2 separate regions of the Homo sapiens genome follow, and region 1 is linked to region 2. A link is a contact called in ENCODE Hi-C data. All regions are on one chromosome and are shown on one strand. Each heading gives the region's core, a stretch centred on a gene start or an enhancer-like site at or near the end of the contact. The rest is flanking DNA. Distances are from core to core; before and after follow the strand shown. Region 1 holds the start of LINC01094 (long intergenic non-protein coding RNA 1094). Region 2 holds the start of CNOT6L (CCR4-NOT transcription complex subunit 6 like).

The links. Hi-C counts contacts between places; a loop is a spot of excess contacts on that map. Pooled maps may share reads with other maps.
Region 1: a loop to region 2 is called in a map with no recorded cell type, with 3 times the contacts of the local background. The contact joins the promoter of LINC01094 here to the promoter of CNOT6L in region 2. A Hi-C loop is called at or near these places in 2 of 37 single-sample maps with no recorded cell type and 10 of 50 pooled maps.

The regions. Positions count from the first base shown.
Region 1 is chr4:78,643,375-78,649,157 of GRCh38, reverse strand. It overlaps LINC01094 (long intergenic non-protein coding RNA 1094), which reads right to left and starts at 3,164. Exons shown (of 3, transcript NR_038308.1): 1 at 2,895-3,164. It also overlaps the pseudogene HIGD1AP13. RefSeq lists an enhancer at 2,328-3,527.
Region 2 is chr4:77,814,895-77,821,010 of GRCh38, reverse strand. It overlaps CNOT6L (CCR4-NOT transcription complex subunit 6 like), which reads left to right and starts at 1,643. Exons shown (of 12, transcript NM_144571.3): 1 at 1,643-1,707. The coding sequence starts at 1,703. RefSeq lists silencers at 597-746, 1,007-1,166, 1,207-1,306, 1,797-1,866, 1,947-2,346.

The sequences.
Region 1 (5,783 bases), core at 1,915-4,414, 830 kb before region 2:
TTGTTCTCACTGGAATGGCAGGCTTTCCAGCAATTGTTCCATAAGGATTATACAAATGGAAGAGCAGAGGAAATGCTAAAAGGTCCCTTCTCCTGATCCACATGTGTTGTAGAAGCAATGACTGTTGGTATGGGCTGTTCTGTGTATTAGGAATTCTGGGCAAAGCCTAAGCCTTGGAAGGAGGATGCTGTCTTGATCTTGTAAGAGGACCTTACTTTAGTTAGACATCTCATTATTGAGGTTACATGTTTATGTTGGAAATAAATTATTTGAGTGGGTTCAGACGATAACACGGTATTTTGAATACTGGCTTCCTTTCTTGCATGCTTGATTTGCCTGGTGACCAAATTACTAGTGACTAGTTCACTAACTAGGTCATTCAGGGAAGTCAAGTTAACACAAAGGAAACATGTCACCTAATTCCACTTGATGATGTTAAAACTTTAAAACCACCTTCTTAGACTGTAAAGATTAAATTAGGACCGGGTGTGGTGGCTCATTCCTGTAATCCCAGCACTTTGAGAGGCCAAGGCGGGTGGATCACTAGAGGCCAGGAGTTTGAGACCAGCCTGGCCAACATAGCAAAACCCTGTCTCTACCAAAAATACATACACACACACACACACACACACACACACACACACACACACACACACAATTAGCTGAGGGTGGTGACACATGCCTGTAATCCCAGCTCCTTGGGAGACTGAGCCATGAGAATCACCGGAACCTGGGAGGCGGAGGTTGCAGTTACTGTACTCCAGCCTGGGTGATAGAGGGAGACAGAAAAGAAAGATGAAAGAAGGGAAGAAAGAAAGAAAGAAAGAAAGAGAGAGAGAGAGGGAGGGAGGGAGGGAGGAAGGAAGGAAGGAAGGAAGGAAGGAAGGAAGGAAGGGAGAAAGAAAGAAGAAAAAAGAAAAGAAACAGAAAAGAAAAGAAAGGAAAAGAAAAGAAAAGAAAAGAAAGAAGAAATTAGTTCTAAAGAAGATAGCTGGCGATCCCTGAAGTATTCCCAGTTTGCTGAAGAATTTCACATGCTTTGTATGTTATATAGGAGTCTTATCTGCCCTGGTTAATCTAACTTTTCTTCTTCCTGTCTTGTGAACTGGCTGTCTCTATTAGAACTTTTCTGAAACGTGCATGGAATACATTAACAACTTGTAACGCCTCTCACAACTCTTAAGTGTATGTATGTGTGTCTAAACCGAATCAAGAAAGCTTACAATAGAGCTTCATAGTAACAGTATTTATTTCAGAATCATAATTGTAAACATGAGAATAACTTAATTATGAACTCCAGTTTAGCTCTTTTATAAGTGCAGAATTATATTTTAGCTGCTGTTATATTAGAATAATTTTTAAATGTCATCCTATTTTAAGCACTCATGCTAAGGTAAGTGAAGAACACTTTTCAAATTTTCTCCAGAAGAATCATAAACAAGAAACTAAACAAATTACCTATAATGAAAGTGACTAATGAGCAAGCGGGTTTGGCCAGATACTATACACAAACTTTGATAAAAGGCAAAATGCTTAATTTATATATATATATTTTTAGATGGGGTCTTGCTCTGTCACCCAGGCTCTAGAGTGCAGTGGCATGATCACAGCTCGCTGAAGCCTTAACTTCCCAGACTCAAGCAATCTTACCACATCAGCCTCCAGAGTAGCTGGGACTACAGGTGCACACCACCACGCCCAGCTAATTAGAATGCTTTATTACACTTGTGAAATTTTCTTGTCTAACCTGAATTTACATTCTATAGTGATAACATAGCATATGTATTGTTATTAAAGTGACTATGTAAAAAAATTAATATAAAACTGTATATACAATATGATTCCAATTTTTTACTTTCATATGTGCAGAGAACACAGAATGAAAAGAAATAGTCCTAATAATTATTTGTCAGTGGTCGACTTGGGTTTTTTTCTATGTTATATAGCTCTGTGTTTTCTAAATATTCAGTCAGAAGCAGATATTTTTCTTATCATTACATGTTTAAATTATGGTGGAGAATTTTCAGCAAATATTAAAATAAGGAACTCCTTGGGAGGCCGAGGCGGGCGGATCATGAGGTCAGGAGTTTGAGACCAGCCTGGCCAATATGGTGAAACCCCGTCTCTACTAAAAATACAAAAATTAGCCAGGCGTAGTGGTGGGTGCCTGTAGTCCCAGCTACTTGAGAGGCTGAGGCGGGAGAACTGCTTGAACCCAATAGGCGGAGGCTGCAGTGAGCCGAGATCGCGCCACTGCACTCCAGCCTGGGCGACAGAGCGAGACTCCATCTCAAAAAGAAAAAAAAAAGGAACTCCTGAGTTATCCCCAGTCCTCCTTGGGTCACTCTGTCCAGCTTCTGATTCCTCTGCTTATTTTAGCTGCAGGCTTTATGAGATCTCCCTAGTATTTGGTACCTCATTCCTGGACTAAGTGGTCAAACGTGTGTAATGGGGCAAAAGGCCTTAGGATGTTGAATAATCGCTGAGCAGGTGGTAAACCTGTGACACTGATGTGATGGATGTAGGAGTGGTCTCCTTGCAGCCCTGGAGCCTTTCATCAGAGTAGGATTTCACCCATCTGAGCTGGCAACAAGCCCTGTTATTCCCAGGACATCTAGAATTCATCAATCGTGCCTGGATTGTTTATTCACTTCACTCATGCTCCTGAATTCTTTGTAGCAGAGTCATTTCCTGTTTAATTCTCTCCAAAGTTTCCCCCTTTGGCCCAGGACTGAAAATTATCTGTTCTACAGTGCATAAAATATTTTTCACAAAGGTAAGCCGTTAGTTATGTATTAGTCTGTTCTGGAAAAAAAAAGTCAAAATAGTTGAGACCTACAGTTAGTCCATGTGATCTGGAAGTGACCAATAGTCATCACAGGGGGTGCACTTACCTAAATCGAATCCGTGTGTATCATTTTCTGCGTTGGTAAGTAGATCCACGTTTTCCTTTGGGAGGCTCACTTTAATATCCTTCTGCTTCTTTAAGATTGGGAAACCACCCAGGCCTCCCAGCTCTTGGCAAGCAACACTCTGACTTCATGTTGTTACTCAGCATTTTGTTCCTTATTGAAATGCCTGGCTCTGCACAACTGGTTTGTAAAGTCTGAAGATCCCCTGGCCATGCCCAGAAACAGCAGCCTCAGGAAGACAGAACTGAAAAGAACACACAGTGAGAACGAGAAGGGCTTTACAGCTCCGGTCAGCCTGACTCAAACCTGTGTTAATAGCCCAGACTCTTGTTGCTCCATCCAGACCTTCCTCTCTCTTCTAGTCACAATCCTACACACCCTTCTAGTAGGAACTCAAAAGCCACCTCACTCAGCCTAAAGTAATCTATCCCTCTTCTGTGTTTCTTATAATACTTTTATTTACTTTGTCTTACAAATTTTCCTTGTATCATACTTACTTATGTATGTATGTCTTCCTACGAGGTTGTAAGTGTTCAGGAAAATTAGAATGATCCAGTTTAGCTTGTACACTTCTCCTTGAGCACAATGCCTTGTACTTATTAAATAAAAATGCTTGAATTGCATGGAATTGAATCAAAATCTAAGAAAATAATCTGCTTTAGAATAGATCTGAGAATGCTGAGTAATGCACAACTCCTGCCTTCTTTGGGGGGACCTGAAACCTTAGGGGGACTTCAATTACTTCTGGATTTGGTATAGCTTCAGCAAAGGCAAGATTTCCCAGGGTTGCTATGGCCTACAGGAATATCAGCCTCCATTGGTCTTAGTGTCTGGCTTTAAATGGTAATGGAATCACACTGATTTTTTATGTTCGTATAGTAACATCATAAAGATACTGAAAATACTGGCAGTATGAAAGGAGAAAAGCAAATTCATTTCTTTTTTGAAAGATAAATCTCATTCATAAGGGATTAAACTTTTATTGTAGATAAGGTGAAATTTGGTAAGTTAAAATGAGAAGAATTTCAAAATGCTTTGTTGGGTGAAAAAAACCTTCTAAAGTAGTATGTTTATTATGATTCTTTTTTTGGTAAAAACAAATTTAAAAAGATAACTTCTATATAAAGTATATGTATACACGCCTGGGGAAAGCATTTGGAAAATTATACAGGCATTAATTTCTCCTACAGTTAAAGTGTCCCTAACAAAAATTGGACATAGCACAATTAGCTGCTTATTGAACATAATTTAATGAATCACTGTTAGTAATAACCAGAACTGACTGGGAACTGGGAAATGATAAAAAGCTGCTGCTTCCCCTGGCTGTAATGGACTGTACTGCAGGCAGACCTGCATGGCAACAGTGATGAGGCATTAGACGGTGCTGAATACGTGGCGGAAAGTGTAAGGAAGTTTGTGTTTCCTTTTGTAGGTTTTGATCTACCTTTTTAAAATTAAAGCTAGCAATAACCAAATACATTTATGGTTATGAAAACAAATTTATTGTTAAAATTACTATTTTTAAAATTCTGTTCTACTGTGAGTTTTAACATTTCTGTTCCCATTAAAACATTTTTTTTTAAAAAAGTTAGTTTTAAATTGCAATTTGGCTTAATTTTAATAGGAGATACACTTTTAAAGGACAAAATCTAAAAGGCACATGCTAGTATTTCTAAATGAGAAATTTTTGTTCCATCCCTATTCCCCAGCCATCCTTCTCCAATTTCAACCAGTGTTACCTGTTTCTTTACATTCTTTTGATAAGTTGAGATTTCTTAGAAATGCACCTATTTTGCAACAGTAGAATAGGCTATATACTAAAATACTAACTGTAGTTATTTTCAAACAACAGGATAATAGGAAATATTTATCTCTTTATAGTTTTCTGGATTATTTTTTTCCCCAGTAAGTAAAAGAATTAAAGATAATTTCTAAAACCATTTTGTTGGACTCTGTGTGACAGCATGCCTAAATATTACATTGTCATCACTTTTTAATTATTCCATTTCTCTGCTTCTGGTCTTTAGTCTTGGTTAACAGTATGGCAATGCAAAAAAAAATTTCCTTTTACCTACTTTCTCTTCCTTCCTCTTCCTCAGTCCATACCTCATGAAAAAAGTAAAATTGCATCAAAGTCATATTCTGAAAAGAAATTTCTTATTAAAATTTTCACTGGGGTTTCTGAATATAATTTGACTCATTCTAATTAAATCAGATTAATTAATACCTGCTATGCTTGGTTCACTAAAGATGTTTTAAGTAACAGCAATAATAATAGCAAATTCTTAGGACACATTTATCTTGCTGGGTTAGGTAGGAAAAGATTATATTTATTTTTTAAATGATTAATGAAATAAAGAAAAGCTTGGAGATTGGAGGTGGGATAATGGTAATTGTCCATATTTACATTTTGAAAATACATATTTTTGAGCTACTTTCACTATGCCTGGAATTAACAATTTTGCTAGACCTTTTCCAGATGTGAGAATTTGATCAATAGCACCATTTATCCATAACTACAATGTATCTGCCTTGGAGTAGACCACCTCGGGCCCAGGAAAACATCAGCTCTGGCCTTGTGGCTATGCCACCTGCAAATACAACCCCAAATTTTCCTTACTGGGTGTTCTCTTCTGTATCCTCTCTCCCTTCCCTTGTTATTTATCTCATTTTTCCTTCTTTCAGGAGGCCAATGTAAGCCTAGAGTGGTAGAGTGGAATGAGCATGGATACAGGACTTTGGGAGCCAGGATTCGTATCTAGTTCTCTGCTAAACTAGGTGTCTTAGGCAAATCACCTCAGTATTCTGGTTTCCTTCTCTTCCTTCTTTCCACAAATATTTGCAGAGCTCCTACCCAGTGCTAAAGACTAT
Region 2 (6,116 bases), core at 394-2,893:
GTACTCTGCCTCCACAGCCGGTGTAATTTGCTTTTTGGACTGCTGGCCCAAAAAAGCTGAAGCTGGCCCACAAAAACAAAAACAAACCCCAGAAACTTAAAGTATCACAGCCAGGTTCACCAAGTAAACACTACTATTTCTAGTTTGCATTTGGATGTTTTCATTCTGTAGATGGCATGGATAAGCTACAAACAACAAACTAAAGTCTACAACGAGAAGGGAGAATTAGAAAATAGGACCGGGTTATCGCTGAGCGTCACAGGTTCTTTTATTTACCTTTGACGATACAACTTACAGATGCTATATGTTTTTAAAAAAAATCCACCGAATATGTCAGGAAACATTTCCTTCGGTCACTTCACCTCCCCTGGCGTCTCAGCCACCTAGACCTACGCTCTGCTTCGCTGTCAGGTCGCCTCGGGCGAGGAGGGTGCAGTAAACAGCGCCCACACAAGAACCCGGGGTGAGGCGGTTTCCCGTCTCTTCGCCAAGGCTCTGTGGATGTGGGTTTCTGAAACTCTACCACTCTTCTCAGCCCCGCTCCTCGCTCAGGCCAGGAAAAAAGAGTGAGAAAACAGCCAGAGCAAAACAGAAAACCATTAAGAAGCCCGGGCCTCCGCGCGCTCACCGCGACAAAACGCGGCGCACGGGGGGCGGGGCCAAGGCGCTGCGTAGGAGCTCCGCCCCGTCACCGCCCCGCCTCCTTCCCCTCACCCCAACCCTCCGCGCCGGGGAGTGACTGACTCCCGCCAGCCCCTCCACGTCAATCAACCCTCCTCGTTCTCGCACTCTCTGCACCTTGTTATTAATCTCAATACCGATATCGCCCGGACGCCTCTCCCCCGGCCCTCGGGGGTGTGAACGTGTGTGAGCGGGAGCGAAGGCACCGAAAGCTGGCGTCTCTGTTCAACCTCGGCCCCAGCAGCACCCGGCGCAGCGGCAACCCCCGCAGCGGCGGCAGCCCCAGCACCAGGAGGCCAAGGCCAAGGCCAGGCTCTGCGTGGCTCTCGGAGCAGTAGCCGCGGCTCCGGCCCTGCGGGGGCGCAGCTTCCTTCGGCTGGGGCCTTCGCGCCGGCGGCCGCGGCCGCGGGGCCTCTCTTGCGCGCCTGGGGTCACTGTCCTCGAAGCCCGGCGGCGCGGCCCTCGTCCCCCTTCCCGACCCCCGGTCTGTCTCCTCGCTCCCTTCAGCCGCCTTCCGCGCCGCCGCCTCTGCCGTTCGTCAGGCGGCCCGGCCCGGCCCGCCCGCCCCGCATCCCCTCCGGCCGGTGCCTCTCCCCTCCGGCGGGCTGCCTGCATGTCTTTGCTGCCCTCAGCCCCGCCGCCACCGCCGCCGCCGCCTCCCCCGCCGCCGCAGCACCAGCACCAGCCGCCCCGTCGCCGCCGCCGCCGCCGCCGCCCGGACCCCGGCGCGCTGAATGCAGGTGAGGAGGGGGCGCGGGCCCCCCGAGACCCCGGGCCCGGGTTCCCTGCGCGCCCGCCCGCGAGCCCCGGTTACGGGCCCTGTGTGCCGCCGCGGCTTCCCCTCGGGGCGGGCGGGAGCGAGGCCCGCCGTGGGTGTTTGTGTTTGCGTCTGCGTCTGCGGCCGCGGCTCTGGAGGGGAAGCATCTGTGGGGGCCTGGTGCGCGCGCGCGCGCGTGTTTGTGTGTGTGTTTCCCCTGCCGCGGGGAAATGGCTGCTGTTGCTTCTGGGCCAGAGGAAGAGAATGAGGTAGAGTGTTCTTTTGCCTCCGAGTAGGACCGAGAGTGTTGGGAAGAGGAGCGCGTCCCCGGGGAAATGAGGTGGGAGAGGGACAAATGTGCGTGTGGGTGTGCGAGTTGGGACTTTGGCGGGCGGGGAGGCGGCCCGAGGACCCACGGCGAGTGGGTGTGTGTCGGGTGACTGGAGGGGGCGGCGGGGCTGACCCGCGTCTCTTCAGAGGCGGGCGAAGGTTCCGGGGTGTGTGTGTGTGTGTGTGTGTGTGTCGGGGGTGGCCCGGGGCCGGGACCCCAGAGTGGCGTGTCCCTCCCGCTTTGTGGCTGCGGCTCCCGAGCCTCGCAGGTGAGAGCTGCTCCTAGGGGGCCGGCCGGGGAGGGCTGAGTGAGTGCGGCACACGCGCGGCAGCGGGGCTGGGAGAGCTGCTGGTCGGTGCCGCGCCGCTGATCCCGGGGCCGCCGTTCCCCGGCCGCGGCAGGAAGCGCGCCGGCCTGCAGCGCGGCCTAACTGCCTGGGCGCCCGCCCACCTCCCCGGACGCCTCCCGGGACGGCGAGCCCGCGCGAGCCCACGGCGCTGCCTCGGGCCTGGGCAGGTGAGGGTCGGAGGCGGGACTCGCCGATTGCCGTCGCCGTGGCCGCCTCCGCGTCTCCTGAGAGGCGAAGGCTTATTTTGGCGTTCCAACTGCAAGCCTTCGCCCGGCCGGCTGTGGGACCCGAGGGAGGAAAGTGAATCAGAACAGTCAGTCTTGGGAATACGCGGTGTCGTGTTCCCTTCTTTTCATCCTTCCCCTAAGGCTGTGTGGAGGGACTGAGTAAATATTTTGGATTTTTGTTGCAAATACTTTGCCGTTGGTAAGATTTTTTTTTTTTTAATTAGACAAACATTTTCTTGGAAGGGCTGAGGAAGAAAGGGAAACTGGCTTTCCTGGCCTGTGGGATTGGATGGATTTTGTGCATTTGAAATTGTTTTATCCTGCCTCCTAGGGGGAGAGGCGTGTACGCGCCGCCGAGCTGAGGAGCTGGGTGAGGAAGAGGAAGTTACTGGAGCTGTCATCCTGCTTAACTCGGTCGGCTATTGAGCTTAGACTGTTTAGGTGGATTGTGTTCAGGGAGTTTAGCTGAGCCGTTTGTACACATTGGAAGCACAGTGTTACATTTTACCGTATTGCCTCTAGTTATCTTGTCAATCAAGATAGGCTCAACAAACATGTTTTCCTCAGTCTCCAAAAACTAGATCAAGCAACCTCTGTTGTCTACTCAGTATGTGCTGCTGGAAAGCTATTTTGAGAATAGCCTAAGCAAAACCCAGTTGTAAAGATAAACCTGCTGCCAATAGGTCTACAGTACATTTCAGAACCAAATACAAATGGCATTTGGATAATTATTTGCTAATGTGCTTTTCTACTCCAACCTCATTACATTTGTATGTAGTTAGATCATTTAGCTAGAACCGTGCTGTGGATAAAAGCATAATACAGTTTCGATCCTTGTAGGCCGTACTCTGTGTCATGGCCAGAGATTGCTCTTTGCACCTGGTCTCACAAAGAAATAGTGTATGCTGTTCACGGGGAAGTGGAGGGAAGAGAAGGAGGGGCGAAGAGCTGTTCTCTATTACCACTACTGGAAAAACAATTTAACATACGTAGTTAGTGGGAAAAGGACTTGTTTTACAGACTTCAGTTAGCCTCCCAGCTGTGTGATTTTTCCTTAGCTGTTTGACCTTAGGTAACATATCTATAAGCCACAGTTTTATCAGTCACAGAGAGCTAATACCTTTATAGTAAGGTCGTTTTGAGAATAGAATGAGAAAACATATGTTTGGCATGTAGTAGATGCTTAGTTAAATTTTAGTTCTGCCTCCTGCAGCCCTGACTATGGGCATTGAAGAACCTTTGCAAACACAAATATGATTAATTATTTAGAGCAATATTAAGTAACTATAACGTAAAAAAGACAATGGAATCTTTCAGAGCCCTTCAGTATACAAAAGGTATATATATAAACTTTAATGTATATAAGAAGTTTTTTTCTAATAATAAAAATAGTCATTAAAATAGCCTAGTTATTTATAAAAATAGTCATACTTAATTTTTTTTTCATATTTTCAAATAGACCATCTCTCAGTTTCATTATTCTTTATGATTTTCGTTTTGTAGCCCTGGAAAAAAATTTTCAACCTCTATATAGCACATGTATGTTTCAATACAGTTAAACATTAAAAAGGATCAAGGAACCAAAATTTAGATAGATCCCCAAAGTTTAAATGCTACGAAAAATGCTAGCTCATGTTGACTGATTTGGTAAATAAAACTTCTTAGAATATTTCTCTGAATATAAGGTAAAATCCTCTGTCCACTTAATTTTCAATAACTTTCCATTTTTAGTATTTTCTCTGGAGTAGGAAATGTGTTCATTAAATTTTAACTGCTGTGTGGAAAAAATAATGTCATGGAGAGGTATGGAATTTAAGGTAAAGATAACAGAAAAGTTAACATAAAGATTGTTTTCTTTTTGTTTTGGGAAAAGACAGGACAGAGAATGTGGGAGTTTGATTGGTTTAAGTTTGTCATGGCCCTATTTACAAATGCCGGGTTTCCCAGTAGGGCTTACGTAATTTATTTGTATCAATAATGATAAGCTTTAAAAAATATTATTTTCTAAAATTCAAACTAAAATTTCAACACATTCAGTATAGCTTTTATGCATATTTTTATATAAAAATTTCTGTGAAGGTAAGAGTCACAGGATGGGGAGGGGGAAGCTCTCATCATTGAGGGGCTTGAATTTTTATAAATAACTAGGGGCAACTATTAGAATGCAAATTGTGATTTTCTTAAAGTGTGTGTTGTGGGAGTGTGTATTTACATTGAACAGAATCTTCTGCCATGTGGTTATATTTAAAGGAATAATTCTTACCTTAAAACTATAAATGATACTTTTTAATACCTTAGAAACAAAGAAATAGAAATGAATCTGCTCTTATTTAGTATTTGGTAAAGTAATTTTCATTGGACTTTATGAATTATTTTAAAAGACTTTATATATATATTTTTTAATTTGGGAGAATTGGGAAGAACATTTCCCTGTAGTAATCATGAAAACAGATGATATTGAACTATAAAGATATTTGGATATGAAGTGGAAGTACTAAGGTTATTATTTAGACTAAAGGAATTATGTTACAACAAAATCAAGGTGGAAACTTGTTTAGATTTTAAAAGTTAATGTTACTTAAATGGGCTTTTAAGCAATCTTTCCAAAATATCTGTTATTAATGTCTTTAATTTGGGAGAATTGGAATACTTAGGAATTTCTGTATGTATTACTTTGGGTAATGCTAATCAGAGTAATAAATACATTCCAAAATTTCAAAGAAGTTTACTTGCTTTCATGACAGTTCCAGTGCAGATGTTTACTTGCTTTCATGACAGTTTACTTGCTTTCATGACAGTTCCAGTGCAGGTGCTCCTGGTTAGCAGGTTTCTTGTGGCTTTCCTCTTATGTTGTTTAGGGACTCATACAACTTAGATCTTGTGACTCCACCATTTCTTAGGGCCTTGGAGTCCTCCCTATTGCCTGAAGACCATTTCTTAAGAAACTCCAGACTTAAATGACAAACATTCCTCCAAATTTTATTGGCAAGATTTGTCACAGAGTCTTATTTGAATGCAAGGGGAGTGGGAAATGTCCCTGGCAGGTGGAAAGCTTGGCCATCTCTGCTACAAGGGGCATTTCATGGTGTTATTTTAGATGTTAGCATATATTTATGAAATTACATCCAAAAGGTGAATTATGATAGTTAGGAATTGCTTTCCATCTTCAAAGAGTAAAATTGGGTGTGAGTGGAGAGTGGTGGGGAGAGGAGAAAGGAGGGAAGAGTCACAGGAGTGGGAGGGGGAAGCTCTCATCACTGAGGGGCTTAAATGACAAGTGAGTTTCTGTAACTATTTAAAGATATAAATTTTTCAGAGAACATTACAGTTGGATTCTGTAACCTTTAGTGGGTCTCTCCTGTAGTATCCAGTTATTGATTGTCATTGTGCTTTAATGAGTTCTGGCAGTTTGAGTTATTTCTCTTTGTATTTTGAAATCAGTTCAGATCAGTAGGACAAAACTCTGAATTTCAGTTTCTGGGTATAGTTTCATAGGAAACACATTTTTTGAATTTTCTTCCTCTGTTATTGGGATAGGTGATGAAGATTACTTTATACTTTGAGGGAAATCTCATTTAGGTGGACCTTACCATATTCTCTTGTTTGTTGCTGCAGTTTTTATAATTCTAAAGTTATTAAAATTAATACATGTGAGCCTTAACCCAGAAAGACCAATAAAATCATCAAGTAAACAACAGAGGCTTAATTATTAATTTGTGCTCATGCTTTGTGATGAAAATACTACAACTTTCTTTTACTAACTGCACTGAC